Linked DNA regions of Homo sapiens: region 1 is linked to region 2. A link is an interaction called in ENCODE POLR2A ChIA-PET data of the cell type or tissue named here. Cell type or tissue: endothelial cell of umbilical vein. All regions are shown on one strand. Each heading gives the region's core, and the rest is flanking DNA. Links, peaks and the distances in the headings are about the cores only. Region 1 overlaps PTPRK (protein tyrosine phosphatase receptor type K). Region 2 overlaps PTPRK (protein tyrosine phosphatase receptor type K).

Evidence for each region. Peaks named below come from ENCODE experiments on the same cell type or tissue, not always from the same donor. Only the 100,000 strongest peaks of a DNase experiment are listed, where the experiment ranks them.
Region 1: POLR2A ChIA-PET joins it to region 2 with 10 read pairs; 2 of 35 experiments call an interaction of 5 or more read pairs at or near these places.

What each region holds. Positions count from the first base shown.
Region 1 is chr6:128,388,418-128,398,189 of GRCh38, reverse strand. PTPRK (protein tyrosine phosphatase receptor type K) reads left to right here. Exons shown (of 30, transcript NM_002844.4): 2 at 502-624. Among named protein-coding and RNA genes, the nearest start is that of PTPRK, 130 kb to the left of the region's middle. In endothelial cell of umbilical vein, for the core only: no CTCF peak of the experiment used is centred there; no DNase peak of the experiment used is centred there.
Region 2 is chr6:128,503,603-128,513,374 of GRCh38, reverse strand. All of the region lies in intron 1 of PTPRK (protein tyrosine phosphatase receptor type K), which reads left to right. Among named protein-coding and RNA genes, the nearest start is that of PTPRK, 12 kb to the left of the region's middle. In endothelial cell of umbilical vein, for the core only: no CTCF peak of the experiment used is centred there; DNase peaks (open chromatin) are centred at 3,424, 4,284 and 5,354; H3K27ac peaks cover 4,768 bases.

The DNA of each region.
Region 1 (9,772 bases), core at 1,139-9,138, 120 kb after region 2:
GTATTTGGACCTGAGAAGATTCCGTACTGTTCCCTTGAGCTGCTGCTCGCGCACTCCCACAGTGTGGAGTGTACTTTCATTTTCAGTAAATCTCTGCTTTCGTTACTTCATTCTTTCCTCGCTTTGGTGTGGATTTTGTCCAATTCTTTGTTCAAGACGCCAAGAACCTGGACAACTTGCAGTCAAGATCCTCTACCACTAACACTTTGTATATTTCAAGAAAGCCTGACTTATGCATGTATCTATTATTTTTAATAATTCAAAATCTGTGCCTCAGTCTTCCTTCTGGGTCTCAAATGGGCTTCTTTTTCAAACAGAAAGTACTGATAGACATTTATTTTTCTGTGAAAATTTAAAGAGAATAGTGATAAACAGGAGTACCATTTATTATTAAGATTGTGAGTAACATTATATATATCAATATAACATTTCCTTCTCCAGAACTTTCGTTATGTTTGGAAAATCTGTTTAGAATGTAACAGTAGTCTTCTTTTCTCCTAGGTGGCTGTACTTTTGATGATGGTCCAGGGGCCTGTGATTACCACCAGGATCTGTATGATGACTTTGAATGGGTGCATGTTAGTGCTCAAGAGCCTCATTATCTACCACCCGAGATGCCCCAAGGTGAGAGTCACTCTGTTTAGTCAGTGTTGGGGGAATAGTTTTGCAGTATCTATGATTTTCTTATTTAAAGTGTAACAACAATAATTTAATGGTTATAATAAGCTAAATTATTGTGCTACTGGATCACTTCTAAGAGCCTTATTCTTTGCCTTTCCCTTAATAACTTTCTGTAATTCTGTATTCCTTGTTGTCTTTGAAAAAAAAAAGATAAGTATTAGTGTTTTTTTCTATTTAATAAAAACCCAAGTGACAAACCAAAAATCAAAAAATAAAAGAAAAAACAGAATAAACAAAAAAAAATCCTTTCCAAAAAATTCTCAAATGTGGGATCAGCTCTTTTCGTAGTTATTCAATTAAATTGTATATGTTGGATCCAATCAGACTGAAGGGAAAGAATTTTATTACATTGTAAGGAGAGAGGTTGTGTCTTTCTCCCAGTGGTCATGAGCATGCCAGTGACTCTGAGGGGAGGCAGTGTGGAGACAAAAGTATCAAATGGAGATCTTTTATGTGGGAATTATAGAGAAATAGGGCCAGATCTGTTCTTTTGTTGTTGTTGTTGTTTTTTGATATGGAGTCTCACTCTGTCACCCAGGCTGGAATGCAGTGGCCTGATCTCTGCTCACTGCGATCTCTGCCTCCCAGGTTCAAGTGATTCCCCTGCCTTAGCCTCCTGAGTAGCTGGGACTACAGGCGTGCACTGCCACGCCCAGCTAATTTTTGTATTTTTAGTGGAGGCGGGGTTTCACTGTGTTGGTCAGGCTGGTCTCGAACTCCTGACCTCGTGATCCGCCCGCCTCGGCCTCCCAAACTGCTGGGATTACAAGCGTGAGCCACCGCGCCCAGCATCTTTTCGTTTTTTACCTTACTTTGTTATATCCTTTGATTTTGGGTTTTGGGAGATAATATAATTTATAATTGTTTAAAACAGTGTGCATTATGTTTCATCTTAGGAAAAACACATTAACATAGGATGTCAATATTTACATACCATTTCATACAATATTGGACTAATAGTTGTGCTTTCAATTCTGCATATTAATCTGGAGCAAATTCCAAGTTCTGTGCGTATATGCTTAGCAATAACATTAAATTGTGACATTAAAATGTAAACAGGAATTTAAAAATACAACATGAAAGAGAACAAACTCTTTTCCTTCCAATATTTAGAAAGAAACAAAAATAGTACATAATTATATATTATATATAGTTATGTATATATAATATATTATCATTATGCTATTATAATATATAATATAATTAATGTGCTGATTGCTTAGTACTAATAATTTAGGTTTCAAAGTATATTTAGTATTTTTATTATGATTAAAAATGGTTTAGAATTAATTTTTCTACAAAAAGAGTAAGTCCTTCTTGAGTGTGAATTTTAGATATGACAATTTTAGACATAGCCATTAGAAATGAAAATGTTAATTCTGCTTATTGAAGAGAGAAAATTCTATCAGCAGCATCCCTGAACTTGCTGATCAATGTGATTTAAAAAAAAAAGTGAAAACATCAACAATAAACAATTTATCACAAGCACACAAAGTAAATAAAACCTAAAAGTTACATTTCTAAATGTAATTTTTAGTTTGTAAATGAATATGGTAAATATTTCCTTGAAAAATTTTGTGTTGGTTCCCCCGTGATGTGTACTTTTATAATAGAATGAATTAAATTTGCTTTTTACTCTGAATTGTCACTCTCCGTGATTGAGTAGGAAATGGTTATTTTTGAGGCTGAACTGAGCCATAATTTCCTTTGCAGAGGGAAAACTGGAACTGTGTGGTTGACACTCTTTGTTTCTTATATTTGACCCCTACTTTGTCAGCAGACTCATTTAATTTTGTGCGTAGATTTGTATTTTTTCTTTCAAAGGTATGTAACCTTATTTTCCTGGTGCATTTTAATTAAACTACTGTAATTTTTCACCTGAATTTTCTCTGTGGTATATTTAGACTAAACTTTTCATATAAAATTAAAGGATGTGGGTGGGCTGGGATGCACACATTTTGAATGTTTATCATCATAGAATAATAAGAAAGATGTTGATTTATGGAAATGTTACCATTGCTAATTACCATTGATGGTGGGTAATGAATAGTTGAAGAATTACTGCTCAGATGACCTTGTTGGCTCACCTTTGATGAACAGCTTAATCGGTGGTTACAGTACAGGATGATATGCACAGAAAATGAAAGCATTTGAAATTCAGCCATATCTTCCAATTAATAGGACATTAAGTAATTAATCATGCAGAGGAGGGAAAAAGGTCACGGCCACTTTGCCGAATGAAACAGTGTTTAGTCTTCAGAGAGGTGAGAGAAAGCACTCATGTATGTTATTCTTTTAGTCATCTCTTTTTATAATAGATACTATTTTTTTCATTTTCCTTCTGATATTCCTTTAAAGTGCTGACTGAATATTCCTTGCTCATAAATTGGTGTAAAGGAGACATTTAGATTTTTCATGCTAAAATGTTATGATCTTTTTATTGTCACATAAATTAGCAAGCATGCTTATTTTCTTTATGTACTTTAAAAACACAAACAAAAACAAAACAAACAAAAAACCCCAAATGTTTGGGAACTCTATAAAAGCTGGCTCTCCAAACCTAACTTGTTATTGAACTGTGTGATACTTGGTGCTATTAACTGGCTTCTGTTTATTAACTTTTTGGACTGAAAGCCAAGAGTGAGAGAAAAAAGGATGAATAAATAGATTAGAATGAAAGAAGACTGAAGATAGATAGTAGAGAATAATAAAAAAAATTGTTTCTATTCATGAGGAGATACAGTACCATCAATCATTGCTTAAAATGTTCTGTAGCAGTTCCTACTTACTACTTACTACACAGTTCCACATACTAGTTTGGTCAGATTACAATGATGATGACTGAAAGGTCTGCCAAATAGAATAAAAAATAGCATGCAGAAGAATGAGTACTTCATAAGACAGTTCTAGTGTCCCCAAATCATATGAAATTATGAACACCTACTTAACTCAGTCATCAAAGAAATGCATATTTAAAACACAGTGAGAAACTACTGTACAATCAGTGGAAAAATGAAAATTTTAATTCCAAGTGTTGGTAAGAATGTAGAATAAGTAAAACCCTCTAATACTACTGTTGGAGCATAAATCTGTACAACCTTGTGACCAGCAAATCCATTCTTGGGTATAAGCCCAGCAGGACTGAGTATGCATGTTCACCAAAAGACATGTGCAAGAATGTTGATAGCATCAGCATTCATAATAGTTCCAAGCTAAAAACAACCCAAATGTCTGTCAGCAGTGCAATGTATAAATAAATGGTGGCATATTCATAAAGTGAAATATTGTACTGCAAATAAATGAAAGAACCATTGCTTTATACAATAACATGAATGAATTTCGCAAACACAATCTTAAGGGAGAGAAACCAGATGCAAGAGAGTATGTATTATATACATTTATATAAATTATGTAAGTTTCAGAAACAGGCAAAACTAATCAATGATATTAGAAATCAGCATATTATTTACTTGAAGGAGGGTTTGGGTAATGATGGTTAGTGCTTGTCAGGTGGCATGAAGGAGTCTTCCAGATGCTGGTGATGATATTCTATTTCTTAATCTGGATGGCGTTTTACAGTTTGAGGTGTGCTGAAATCTGTAAAAAGTCATTGAGCTGTGTGCAATGATGAGTTGTGTACTTTTCTTTATGTATCTGATATGTCAATGTAAATTGAAAAAAATAAAAACCAATGCACACAAGGCTGGGAAACTAAAATAATAAATAAAATGTCATGGATTAGAACAAAAGATATAAAATAGATATCCTCAAATGGGTCCAAACTTCTAGTTTTCTTACCATACTGGATTCTCTCCTCCCTACTAAATAAATACTGTGTTCGCTGATATCTTTGTGTGGGCCTTGTATTGTTCTTTTCCCTCTGCTGAAATATTTCTTTGTCTGCTTATCCATTCGTTAATCTCTTACCCATTTTTACTGTGTCTTCTCACGTTCTACCTGCTTTGAGAAGATTTTCCTGACTGGCTTGAAACTCTGTTTCTTCTATCCTCATATCAGAAGATGCGGCCCACTGTACTATGTACTACTTAAATTGTAGCTATTTTTATAGTATATTTCTTATATGTCCTTCTGTCCATTAGACTATAAGGTCCTTATGAACAGCCGGGCGTGGTGGCTCACGCCTGTAATCCCAGCACTTTGGAAGACCGAGGCGGGCGGATCACGAGGTTAGGAGTTCGAGACCAGCCTGAGCAACATGGTGAAACCCCGTCTCTACTAAAAATAGAAAAATTAGTCAGGCATGGTGGCAGCTGCCTGTAATCCCAGCTACTCAGGAGGCTGAGGAAGGAGAATTGCTTGAACTGGGAGGCGGAGGTTGCAGTGAGCCGAGATCAGGCCACTGCACTGCAGCCTGGGTAACAGAGTGAGACTCTGTCTTAAAAAAAAAAAAAAAAAAAAGTCCTTATGAACATAGACCATATTTTTTTGTGTTTTATTTCTCAAAAAAAATTATTTTTCTTAGACAAAAATGTCAACTTCTGTAATGTAAGTTTTAAAATATTTTTGTCAAGAATTAAACAAGATGTTTTTCCTCTTGTTAGAAAATTAATTGAATTCAAAAATACCCCATTTACCAAACATTATATTGAGTTGAGATTTTTATGTAATTAGACCCTTACATAATTATTAAGATTTGACCTTAGTCTTTATAAATATTACCTATCTATATTGGATACACTTAAATGTTGTTAATTCTATCAAAAAAGTGTTCTCTTTTCATATTTCTTTCTCTCTTTTTGTTTTTGACTTTTGCTTGTCAAATTCCGATCTTCTGTCCCTCAAAAGTCTATTGTATATATATTTTCAGAACCCATAGAGAATAAGAGCTGTTGCATAGAACTAGAAATCATTCTTTGATCTCAAAGACATGTGTGTTCTTGACATTGTTTGTCAATTTTTTTATGCTTATGACCTCATGAAATAAATTTATTTGACCATTTTACTATATGTTCTCTCCTAGATCTGAGAGTAGGGATTGTGACTGACATCTCAATACATTTATCTTTGACTGTAATTATAACTGCTTTTTATTTTTAACAGGTTTTTGCAAAATAGCTAATTGAATTTTAGTTTAGAGTCTCTAGAGAACTTATTTGATAGTATTTAAAATTATGACTGAATTGTATCCCACCTTCAGTCTAGTGTTTTCACTGATAATAATGAAAATAACTGTACAGAGTTCTTTATTTAAAATGCACACACTGTATATATAGTAAAAAATGAAAGCCCTTTGTTGTTAAATTACTCTGAAGATTGAAGTAAGGAACCACTCCTCCTCCCTTATAAAACTTAGTGAGGTCTGATTCAGTAGTTTAAGGCCATATGTCTCTAAGTGTTTTTCTGAGGAGCCACCTTGATGGAGCCAGGTGGTATACAGAAAGGGGTAGGGGTGAGAATGTAGGGGATTATAAAACAGATAATTCCAGGACCATTTTTCAATTATTTATTTGGAGAGATTTGGTGTGTTTTTTTATTCAGTGGGGAGCATGCATGGGTCACATGATTTTGTACCTGGCTTTCTTCTGATACTGTGATGAAGTGAAAATTAAATAAGACATGGGTGTCCATAATTTGATGCATACAATAAAAGTTATAGGTAACATGATTTCAGCTAAGTTTCCTAAGTAATGATATGAGTCTCTTAGTTTTATAAGAGAAGATTTAGTAATAATTTATTTAATTTAGTAATAATTTATTAAAATAATATTATATATGCCATGGAACACATTTTAATACATCTGAGAAAAAATTTCAAGGAAGTTATGTTGACTTAGGCTTTCTTTCTCTCTGGGAACAGTGATCAGTTACTAAAAGTAGTGGATCACTTTGACTAATATTTTCATCCCCCTATTATAGATGATTAATAAAAAAGCATAGTTTTTTACAAAGCCATAACTGTCAAAAATCTCACACAGCTGAATTAACAGAATTATTTGACAGTGTATCTTCCAGAGACAAAACATGGCAGAGATTGGTAGAATAAAGTTCTGTGCATGTAGTATTGGCAATGAATATTAGCTTGCAATATTATCGCTAGTTTTGTATTACGAGATTGAGAAAATCAGGCCAAAATGTTGGTTTACTTTCTTTTTGTCATCTACTTAGCATTGTCTGTTAACACAACCAAAGAGAGTGTGTGTGAACATGTGCAGTTGTCCTAAGGGGAACTGAGAGATTTGGTGGTAATGGGGAGAGGAAGGGCTTAACATGAGGCCATTAACGTAGATGGGAAAACCTCAAAAAGTACTGGATATAGGTGTTAGATTCTAAGGAGCGTGAAAACTTCAGATGTTTAAAGCTGGAAGGTTATGCGTCATTCAATGATTTTCAGATTTTTTTTTAAGTAATAGAATTCTTTTTTAAAAAAATAATATTTTCTATCACTTTAATATTTAAAATCAATGACAAGGAATGAATGGTCCTGGAACTTATCTGTTTTATAATCCCCTACATTCTCACCATCTACCCCTTTCTCTATACCACCCTGGCTCCATCAAGATGGCTTCTCTGAAAAACACGTAGAGACATATGGCTCCAAAGGGTAGTTTGAAAACAATGATGTTGCAGACTCAAGCACTTTTAGAAAAGCATCTCTGAGATGAAAGTACTTACTACTATTAGCTACCACTTACTGGTCACTTACTGAGTTTTACTATACCAGGGACATGACATGTATCTTCTAATCTTCACAAGAGCCTTATAAAATTGGTGATATTTCGGAGATAAGTGGAGTGAATATCTTAACAGCATATCTACCAGAGACAAAACATGGCAGAGAGTGATAGAATAATTGTCACCCAGGGACAGAATTGGAACTTAAATCTGTCTGTCTAATATAAAAGTTACTCTTGTTCCAGTACCACCGTGCTTCATCACTGCAGTTGAGTTGACAAATTTCCTTGACTTGGGCATGGGCATTTATTTAAATCCACTATATAATGAGCTATATAATTTATTTGATTTAATCCAGAATGATCTTCTACTACTTCATTTAAAATACTTCTTTCCACAATTTGAAAGCTTTAAATGACTGTTTCTTACCCTTTGTGGGAAATGGAATCTGAGACTCACTGTTGTTTGGAATTGCTGCCAAGCTTCAGGATTTTCTCTATGATATTCTCATCCCTTGGGGAGACGCTTTGCCCTTCCTTTGATTTATGTGTATGTTATTTTTAGTTATTTGATAAACACTTGCTGCGTGTCTGTTTAAGCAAACCTTTAGAAACACATATGTTATCTGCTGTCTCATTAGAGCATGTATGGTAAAAGAAAAAATCATGGACGAAAGGAATCAGACTAAAGTCTAGGGTTTGAAAATAATTTTAAGTCTTTGTTTGCAGTGAGGTATTTTAGGATGAGAATTATGGGCTTATTTCAATGTGCTCTTCCAAACCATGTTATCATCTGTCTATTGATGCTTTTGCCCTCTGCACAGAGAAGATAGTTTGCCACATTTGAGTTGCTTATTAAAAACAGTGGGAGTTGGAAGCAGTGCAAGGTGAGAGAGTGAAAGGCTGTAATGGACTACTTGAAGGGTAAGCCACTTAATGAAGGCTGGTTTTTAATGTAAGGACTGTTACCCTCGCAGACATAAATGCAACATGAAAAATGTCTAAATTACAGTGGACAGAAATGGCATGCTGAGACTGGAATTTTTTCCTGATATTTCAGGTACATAATGCATCTAAGTTAGATATGTCCTAATATATTTCAGGGGAAAAGAATAGCCTAGTATTAAAAAAAAGGAAATAAAAATGAATATAGGTGTCAGTGCTAGAGAACTTCCAACCTCCTAGATGAATTAAGATAGGAACACACAGCAATTTCAAAGACTATATAGTCACCTTTAACATATACCTTAAAATCAATACATAGTCCAAAGACTCAAAATTTCTTTTCCCTGGTAGGAGTGTGACCGAAAATACAGTTATGACCTTATACTTCTCCTCTCCAAAAATAAACTTGACTCAAGATAGGTAGGTACTATCTCAGTTTAAAAGCTTATTATCTTTCAAACACAAGAAGAATGCCAGGGAAATACATACACACACACACACACACACAACAAAAAAAACAAAAAAAAACAAAAAAAAACCGAGCAAACAAGAAAAGGTAGGTAACTAGGAATTATTAAAAATATATATGATATTAATTATCTCTTATAATTAATGTGAAAAATATGGAGTTATGATTATATATTAGATTATCATTACATATAAAAGATGCTTTAAAATCTTGGAAGAATGTTAGTTTTCCAACCTAGTTTCTGCCAAGAGTGGTATGTTGTAAAGACCTCTACTCCCTCACCAAAGAGGAAATTATTGGCTGAGATGTATTTTTCAATGAAAAGTGAACATTTTCTAAATTTAGAGCATATGACAACTTAGAAATGCTCACAGCATCATGAAGTCTCCACCTAGCCATGCTGATTAAAAAGACGCTGGCTTGCTTTTTCTAGGTTTATGAGAATAAAATTAAATAGGACAGTTTTACAAACTTCATCAAGCTGGTTATGTATTTCTGTATGTTCCTCCCACCTCAGTTATTTAAGAGTTGGAGATTAAATAGGAAAGTAGGGTGGCAATTTTGACTATTCAAAAGTTATGTTTTGAGTGTGTAATTTTTATCCATGTTAGGTCAGACTTACTGGATACTTAAAAAATAATTCTCTGACTCCTTCTGTCTGATCCCAAGCATTTAAAATATGTCATTTCACTTAATTCTCCCAAAATGCCTTTGGAATATGTATTTACATCATTCTGTAGGTGAAGGAACTGAAGTCAGGTGAACCTAAGTAAATTATCAAAGGTTTTATGTCTTGGGAAAGGCAAGGCTAGGAATCCAGGTATATAGAGATATAGGATAAGGATTTAACCTTTGAACTTTATAAAACAAGTATATGTAGAGATCTTTCTTTAGAGACTGCAGCAAAAAGCTTCAGGGCTGACTTGGAGGTGTGGCAGAAGTTGTATCTCTTATGCCTTTTCCAGTGCAAGTAATGGGAAGCACAACTACAAATGTGTTTAAACCATAAGGAAGGCTACTTTCGCATAACAAAAGGTCCAGAGTT
Region 2 (9,772 bases), core at 848-8,847:
AGTAGCTGGGATTACAGGTGCGCCACCATGCCCAGCTAATTTTTGTATTTTTAGTCAAGATGGGGTTTTACCATGTTGCCCAGGCTGGTCACGAACTCCTGAGCTGAAGTGATATTCCTGTTTTAGCCTTCTAAAATGCTGGGATTACAGGTGTGAGCCACCATGCCCGGCCCCTGGAGTATATTTCTGATCAATATTTACTTGATTATTATTTAATATTCCAGACACATCAAAACAACAGTACTATACAAGCTTTTTAAAAGAATGCTCAGATGACTTTGAAAAAAAATATTTTCATAAGAGACTAAAAGTAAGACTAGTTTTGGTTATGAATATTTTGTATAAGAATATTTAAAGATAAACATACTCTTCAAGGAACCAAACATGCTATATGCAAATCATTTTTAGCATAATGTTATGTTGATACAGGAAATACTATTCCCTCTGACATTACTAGTAGCAGTCTCTTGCTTTATAATTCTCTTTTTCATCTAAGTGTAATTTAAGATCTTTGTAGTAAGGAGCTCATTTATAGGACAGTCAAATTTAATGAATGGGAGTTGGTAGGTAGAATGCATTAAATATAACTGGTGTTCTTTTTATTATCTTTTGTGCTCATATTTAAGAACAGAGATTCTTGTCAGTTTTCTCAAGAGAAAAATTATGATGTAATAGACAGTGTACACTATTCATGTCAAAACACAATTTTACTTGCATTTTATAGCTTGCTTTAGCATTCTTTTAGAAAATGAATTTTCCCAGAAGACCTAATTGCCTTCTTATTAATGAGCCTGTAAGTGTTTTTTGTTATCCATTTACTATTCTAAATGTGTCTACTTGTGCTAGCTGTTTCAACAGTGTTGTCTCTGATTAAATCACAACTGCTATATTTGTTTTTGCCATTCACTAGTGATTCAGAAAATATTGGCATAATGACGTGGTTATGGCAGAGACTAATAAAAAACAAGAAGTAAAAATTAATGTTCACCCATTACAGTTGGCTGTATCATGAGATCAGAAGCTGGAGTTTGGGATAATAGCAACGTTCTCTATATTTTTGATACTGTAAATAAAAGTCTGCATAACCTATATTGTCTTAAATATAAAATATATAATTTATTGAATTAATGAACTGTAAATCAGTGTATTTCCATATGTACTTAATTTAGACACTAATGTTTAAAGAAAGATTTAATAGGAGACTGATCACTGTTAGAGGAGAAGTAGTGGTGGAGAGACTCTGAGAGGGCACTTTCGTATATCTTCAAGAACTTCACAGTTACTTTTTCTAGTTTGACTCCAAATTCTGGAACTTGTCTTTTTTACTAGTACTGCTTTTATTCTTATGAGCAATAATTAGGTTCATTTATTTTCTTATATGTTGGAGAAGAGAGCTTTTCCTAAAGCAATTGCAAAAATAACAATATGAGCTGTAATTTACTGAGAGCCCATGACCTGCTAGGGCCTGTGATCAGTGTTTTACATAATTTTAAATCCTCACAATATCCTTTAAGATGAGGATCATCTCCATTTTACAAACTAAGGCCTCGAGGGGTTAAGTAATAACTTGTCCCAAGTGGCTATATGAGTCACTGGTAGAGTCAAGATTCGTTAATGAATGTACACAAATGTTTAAAGATTAGACATTTCTTTGGTTGCATCTTGGCAGAAAATGTAACCCAGACTGGTTGCAACAAAAGGTGAATTTATTTGTCTCTCCTAACTACAGTTCAGGTGGAGCTTGATTTAGAAGTTGACGTAATTCCACTGAGACATGATGTTTCTCTGCCTGCTTAGTTTAGTTCTAGGGTATTCCAGGAGCTTCTTAGGCTCCATATAGAGGCACGATGGCTGTGGCAGCTCCCACCGAACAAGATCCCAGGTTCAAGTCCCTTAAGGAAATGTGAATTATCTGCTGGTTGCACCTGATAAGGCTCTAAGGTTTACAGTGCTTGAATCCACTGATCTTGTTTCCAACCATTGAATCTAAGGCTCTGACTGAGGGGAAGTTAGTGTGCTGATTGGCTTGGCCCAGGGTTTGTAATCTTTCTAATGGGGAAGAAAGAAGATGGGAGATGATGGGGAAGAGACAGTAGGATCAGATTGTTCTCTGTTGTGGACCACTAGGTGATCTCTAAGTGGGAAAGCGTGGAAGAGAAAGAGAGGAAAGAGGCAATTTGTGTCTGGCAGGCTTGTATACATTTACAGATCACCTGTTTTTAATCTGAGAGTGTTTATTTATTGGCTTTCCCTTTAAGGACTACTTTAAAGCATGAATTTATATTATTTCCATTATTTTATTTTCCTTGTCTCAGTATTGAATTAGTCTAACATTAAAAATTTGTAGAATTTGGTGTTAAAAAAGATCTTAGAAATTAATGACCCCTTCATTTGACGTAAGTTGCCCAAAGTCATACAGGTAGGAAGAACTTGAGCTCAAATTAAAGATTTTAATGTATAGGTTAGTGTTCTTACTATATATGTATCATATATTAATGTATACTATATATATATCATTTTCCTTAACAGTAATCTATATAATTATTATTTAAGATTAAAAAATTTTTGGCTTGTATTCCAAATTTCTGAAACAATATTTCCAAATATAAACCTGACTTAGTGATTGGATTTGATTAGAATAGTAGTCTGCATATAAGGTGATAATATGTCTGTGAATGCAAGAGACTATCTTAGATAACTGCTTGGTTTTCAGATATCATGACAGAATTTATACATGTATGCATGTATAGGTGTTTGCATGTATGCATTTATTTATTTTTAATAGAAAGCAAAGGGTAAAGTAAGCTGTGGTAAATGATATTGACACAGACAAAACCTACTAACTCTACTATTTTTGAAAACCTCAAGAGATGATGGTGATTTTATTTTTAATTTTGATCCTCTAACCTCTGCTGCCTAAATTTATTATGTATATCTGAGCAACATGGGATATTAGGAAGAGTTGCTATAAGAAATATCTTGGGGTACTGAATAATGAATAAAATGTAGAGAAGTAGCAGCTGTTTGCCTAGCTACCTCCTCTCCTAATGAGAGATTTACCCAGGCTGTCTTAATCACATGTTAGTGCTAGTGGATTTGACTGAGGACCATGGCTGTGCCAGTTGAGGCCAGGGGATAGTCTCCAGGCACTTTAATGGTCCGTAATGGACCTTCAATGGCCAGGGCAGCTGGCCTGGCACATAGGGGTGTAGACAGTGGTTGAGGAGGAAGGTTTACTGACTTCATCATGCTTCCCTTTGTCACTGGAGGCTTGTTTTCGTACACTTTTGTCTATTATCATAAATAACTTATGATAATAACTTATGACTCTTTTTCTGTCTTATTTATGTCCTTATGTGATGACTGTCAGTCCTAAATGATGAAGTTTGTAATAATTTGCCCTAACCACCTGGTCAGTTGGAGCAGATTGCTATCTGGTGTTGACTCATTATGCCCCTTTATCTAAACCAACACTTAAATGCTCAGGAAATATATGAATGAGGTGAAGGGGCTGGCAGCAACCTACCTCAGAACCAATGCCTTTGGAGATCTATGCAGGAGGCTGTTTAATGCACAGAGCACTGGCCTTGCTACAGGAGGACTTATGTTCCAGTCTTAAGCTCTGTCACTTTCTGAAATTTGGGAGCAGTCCTTTCTGCTTGATCTTTCATTTCTTTATCACCAAAATGAGAATATTACAATGAAGAATGACTTTAATGTCTTGTCTAGTCTACTGAACCAGACACTTTTAAGGTGAAATGAATAATATATGTGAAAGTAGTTTTATATTTGTAAACTACCATAAAAATGTAAATTTTGTTAGGAATAGAAACTTTGACAATAAGGAAAGTATTGCTGAAGGCACAAAAAGTGTGTATGCTGAAGAAGGGAAATGAAAACAATAAATAAATGCTTCATATATTTGCATGTTTAAGTGATACATTGCCTCTCAATGTTGGGGAAAGTGGTATAATAAAGAAGAATGAGCATGGTTCTTGTGAATAATGGGTGATTCTGCAATCATGTATCATAAAGAGCAGTCCCCCCAACTTTTTTCACATATATGTATTTCCTATGTATGTATAAATAAACTTTAATGCTACCAGGTAGTTCACTAGCCCTCCCATATCTCTGGGGGATACATTCCAAGGTGCCCGGTAGACGTCTGAAACTCGTATGGAACCCACCCTTAAATATACTATACCATGTTGTTTCAATCTGATAATGGAAATGGCTACTGAGTGACTAACAGGCAAGTGGGCTGTACAATATGGACACACTAGACAAAGGGATGATTCATGTCCCGGGTAGGACGGAGTGAGACAGCATGTGATTTCATCACGCCACTCAGAAGGGTGTGTAATTTAAAAGCTGTTTATTTATGAAATTTTTTCGTTTTCTTTTCTTTTCTTTTCTTTTTTTTTTTTGAGATGGAGTTTCGCACTTATTGCTCAGGCTGGAGTGCAGTGGCATGATCTTGGCTCACCGCAACCTCCGCCTCCTGGGTTCAAGCGATTCTCCTGCCTCAGCATCCCAAGTAGCTGGGATTACAGGCACCTGCCTCCACCATGCCCGGCTATTTTTTTGTGTTTTTAGTAGAGGCGGGATTTTGCCATGTTGGCCAGGCTGGTCTTGAACTCCTGACCTCAGGTGACCTGCCGCCTCAGCCTCCCAAAGTGCGGGATTACAGGTGTGAGCCACAGAGCCCTGCTTGAAATTTTTCATTTAATATTTTTGGACCACAGTTGGCCAAGGGCAACTGAAACCACAGAAAGTGAAACTGTGGGTAAGGGGGTCCTACTGTATTTGTATTTCCTCCAGATATTCAATATAGATTATGTGATTATAAAATAAGTTATTAAAGAAATGTAAATGTGTTTTAAGTACTTATATATATCATATATAGAAAGTTGTGTGTATACTTTTTTCCTTTTAAAAATTTTCGTGATAAGCTAGAACATGCTCTTGCCATCTAAGCTGTTCTGCCTGGTTTTTAAGAGCATGATCCTGATGAGGTTTATATCCTTTCATTTATTCTTTCACTCCATGAATCTTTGAGCACCTTACTATGTGCCCATGCTGTGCCAGGTTTTGGGTATGCTGGCAAGTAAGCCAGCAGTGACTTGTCCCAGTGCCTGTGCAGCATTTATAATGTTAATGACTATTAAGGCATGGTAATATTTGCATCGCTGCCCACATCTAGTGATTCACAAGTGAAGCTTGGGGCTTTGTTGGTAACTGACCATATATTTTATAACTGACCATACTCCTGAGATGTGGCAAGTGTCAAAGCTCTGTCTGTCTTACAGTTTGCTGATTCACTTCAGAACTTGCCTAGGATAATTCCAGTCTATCAGTAGTCTTTCCATAGTCTCAAAACTACCCAAACAAGTAAAAGCCTACCGAAAAAGAATTACAAACACATTGCCACAATGATAGTAAAATTCCGCCAAGTGGAATTTCCCAAAACTTGAGTAATCCGAAATGTAAACAAAGTCAGGCAGAGGAGAGAGCACATTTGTTTTCTGGAGGTTTGCTGTCACTAACTCTCCCTCTGGAAGCAGGATCAAGAAGATTGGTGGACAGCCTCTTAGACTACAGTGTATGTCAATGTGCATTTACAACCTGAATATTCACATGCATAATCCCTGGTTGTTTGGCTGCAGAATCCTGTTTGCTCTGACCTGCAGCTGCTTATGAACTGCCTCTCTTGCCTGGACTTTGATCAGCCCTCTCTCTGCTATTGCTTCTGTAGCCCATTGCCCTGTCTAGTGGGCAGCCACAAGAGAGGGAGACCAGTGGCTGGCAGAGTCCTATCAGCCAGGAATGAGGGTGGGCTGTGACCATCACCTAATTGCCCTGGCACCTGCATCCCATAAGGCACTGTTTGGTCATTCATTATGAAGGGGACAACAGTAGTTATTTAAGTACACTCACGGTCTTACCAGGAAATGGGGATTTTGAACTTCTGTCTTAAAAGAGGCCCACATGGCCTCTAGAGTGGGCCTCTAGTGTGAATTAAGGAGAGAAAAGCAATTTTGGAGAAGTGTAAATTTTTCCTAAGCCAAATTAAAGTTACTAGATTACATATACCCAAGGTTCAAAAATAGAAATTTAAAAAACTGTTTTTTGTTAGTTGAGTCACTGATATTTTATGCCCATTTTGTGTTTAAGCAAAAGAATACTTATCAAATGCTGATCTCCACACATAGTATAGAGCATAGTGTTTAAGAGTGCGGACATTGGAACTTGACTGCTTGAGTGGGAATATACATTCCAACATGTTTTTACTACATGATCTGACCACTTTCCTTCAGTTTCCACATATTCAAAATGGGAAAGTACCCATTCCAGATGTAGGTTTTGAGAAATATTGAGTTACAGTGCTTAAATGAGTGCCTGGCACACTAATAAAATTTGTCCATTTTAGTTATTATTGTTAATGAAATTGCCAGTGTTTGCAGAATATCTAATCTCATGCTGTTATCTCTTAAAATCTCTAACTACATTATCTTTTACTTTAAAATAAAACCACCAGAGAATAAATAATAGGATGCCTGAAGTAAATCAGCTCAATATGCTGATTAACAAAGACCACAAGCATCACTTTATAGAATATAATCCAGTGTTTATGAAAACAAGAAGCAAACTTATTCTTTTTTTATGTTAGAGGTTACAGTGACTTATAATAATTTTTTTTTTTTTTTTTTTTTTTGAGACAGAGTTTTACTCTGTCAACCAGACTGGAATGCAGTGGTGTGAACATAGCTCTCTGTGGCCTCAACCTCCTGGGCTCAAGCAAAACTCCTGCCTCAGCCTTCAGAGTTGCTGGGACCACAGGTGTGCGCCACCATACCTGGCTAATTTTTAAAAATTTTTTTGTAGAGATCAGGGTCTTGCCATGTATAAAAACCTACCCAACATCTTTGGAAAATGCATTTAAAATTCTCTAGGTAGGTTGAGGGAGGTGGGAAGTTTTTGGCCTACAAAGAATTGCTTACCTTCTAGAACGATTTAATCTCAGATGATAAAATATGAAAATTCTAAATTGGGAATAAGGTTAAAATAAGAATTGACCAGAAAGTGGAGGAATGAAATCTCTGCCACTCCAAGCAGTGCCCATCCCAGTAAGTATTATGTCCTATCTGGGAGTAGCACTCAGATTTAGAATGAGAGAATTAGAATTAATCAACAAGATAAGAGGGATCTCTTTAATGCCTAAGAATGTTGGTATATTGTTTCCCCAATGGTTATAGAATGAGAAAGGAATATCACTATTGCTTCTGTTTGCATTTGACACATATGCTAAACAAATGCACTGGCTTTTAGAACGTGTTTATGAATTCTATATAACATTTTTCTTTTTCTTTTTGGAGGTTGCCTAGCTATTTAATTTTCCTTAGTTCACAAAACAATGAGGTAGTTTCAAATCTATTTGAACCCCAAGACTTTTTCAAGCTGCTGTTCTCTGGGTAAAGCCACTTAGTCCTGGCACATGGTGGAAAGGTCTGGCTAAAGTTTTGACAATTATTAGCTCATTTGCAGAGTTGCTCTTTGACCTGTCAACACAGAGGAAAGCTTTTCTAAGCTGTGAGAAGGATTTTATGTTAGACTCGAGCTTTAGATTTCTTTTATTTTTCCAACTTTTTAACACTATCTTTTCTAGCTTTAATTGACACAAACTTCTCTTTTCCTTGTGTAACACTTGTGCACTCCAGATGTTAGAAATCCCTGTTAACTTTCTTACCGGAGAAGCTCTTTGCACTGCAGGCTTGAATGTCACTGAGATAATGTCCTTACAATATTTGCAACTTTGTGTTCTGACTGGATGCTCCTACTAACCTAGGTCTTCTTTGTGATTGCGGTGGCAGCAGCTGTCTTCATAAACTCATCTTCATTTATTTTTTATTTTATGTGTGTATTTATTTTTTTTGAGACAGAGTTTCGCTCTTGTTGCCCAGGCTGGAGTGCAATGGCACGATCTCAGCTCACTGCAACCTCCGCCTCCCAGGTTCAAGCGATTCTCCTGCCTCAGCCTCCTGAGTAGCTGGGATAGCAGGCATGTGCCACCACGCATGGCTAATTTTCTATTTTTAGTAGAGATGGGGTTTCTTCCTGTTGGTCAGGCCTGTAGTCCCAGCTACTCAAGAGGCTGAGGCAGGAGAATCGCATGAACCCGGGAGGCAGAAGTTGCAGCGAGCCGAGATTTCGCCACTGCACTCCAGCCTGGTGACAGAGTGAGACTCCGTCTCAAAAAAAAAAAAAAACAAGTAAATTTCTTAAGTTGTTATCATTTTGGTATACTGTTTGACCAGATTCAGTCTCAATAAAAGGAGCATTAACAAAACTTCAAAACTTCTATGGCACATCTAAATTTAAATATGAAACAGTTCTAAAAGCAGGGATGTATACTTGCTTGTCCTGGACCCCAGAATCGTGACTCACTTATTATTTGGAAAGCAGACTGCTACATATTTTGGTCACAATAATACCTAAAGGATACTGAATCAGAAAATGAGTAACTGAAAATGGGAGATCTCTATAATGAAAACACTAGATAGTAGTATACTTAAATATGATAGTGTACATGAGAAACCATAAATTTTAACCAGTGTGATTCAGGCTCTGGCTTTCAATCTATTTGCACTAGGGTATCGGACAAACCCACAACCAGGAAAGGTGAGCGCAGATATTGCCAGAAGAACCCAGGTGCTCTGATTGCTTACTCCTTAGGCAACGTTTCAGATTTTGCAAGGTACATTGTGCCCTTTCCCGGCTAATTCTTATCAGGAATGCACATCCCAGTTGAAGCCTGCTAATTGCTCTGAGGGCTGTTGTTTTTACCTTTAATTTAGGTTCAGGAGTCTGTAGGGCAATCCTTTGAAGTTCTTAGTTACTTACTGTTCACTGAAGTATCCACTTGAGATCTTTCCTGGACTCTCTCCACAGTTTGTTCACAATTTGGCACACCATTGGCTGAAAGTACTCTATCCTTGCTCCTTGCTCATTGACAGTTATACTACAGGCTGCTTCCAGTTGCCAACACATTTTAGAAAAGCATATAATTTTATTAAGAGTTTTTCCTGTTGCTTTCACATGTAGTCAAGTAAAGGGCAGGGGACAGAGAAGGGGCAGGATGTCATGTCAGCATTTACCTTTCCAGAGGCTAATGCTTTGAAAGAATAAGAGGGGTCCTTTTAGGTCAAGACTCTTATTGTTCTTGTCACCTGATTTGTTGGCATTGCAGTTACATCACGTGTTGTCTTTTATGTGAGCAATGACAAAAAGGATATATCTATTCTGTACATTTTTATCAAATATGATATCCTTCAAAGCTTGTTAAAACAGGTGATATCAGTCTGTGTTCTTAATATGGTCTTGTTGGCAACACCTTATTGGGGCGGGAACCATTGATTTGTGCATTTCCAGGATTGATTACTATCCCTAATAAAGTTAGTCTGGTAGGCAAAATAGCAAGACCTTATCTCTACACACACACACACACACACACACACACACACACACACACACAATAATAACCAGGCATAGTGGTGCATGCTTTTAGTCCCAGCTATTTTGGAGGCTGAGGCTGGAGGATTGCTTGAGCTCAGTAGTTAAAGGCTGCAGTGAGTGGTGATTGGGCACTGCACTCTAGCTTGGGCAACAGAGCAAGACCTTGTCTCTAAAACAAAATACATAAAGTTAGGCTGGTGAGCTAGGGTCTCTTCATTTAACAAAATATGTATGACAGAGTTTATCTGATTTCTTTCAT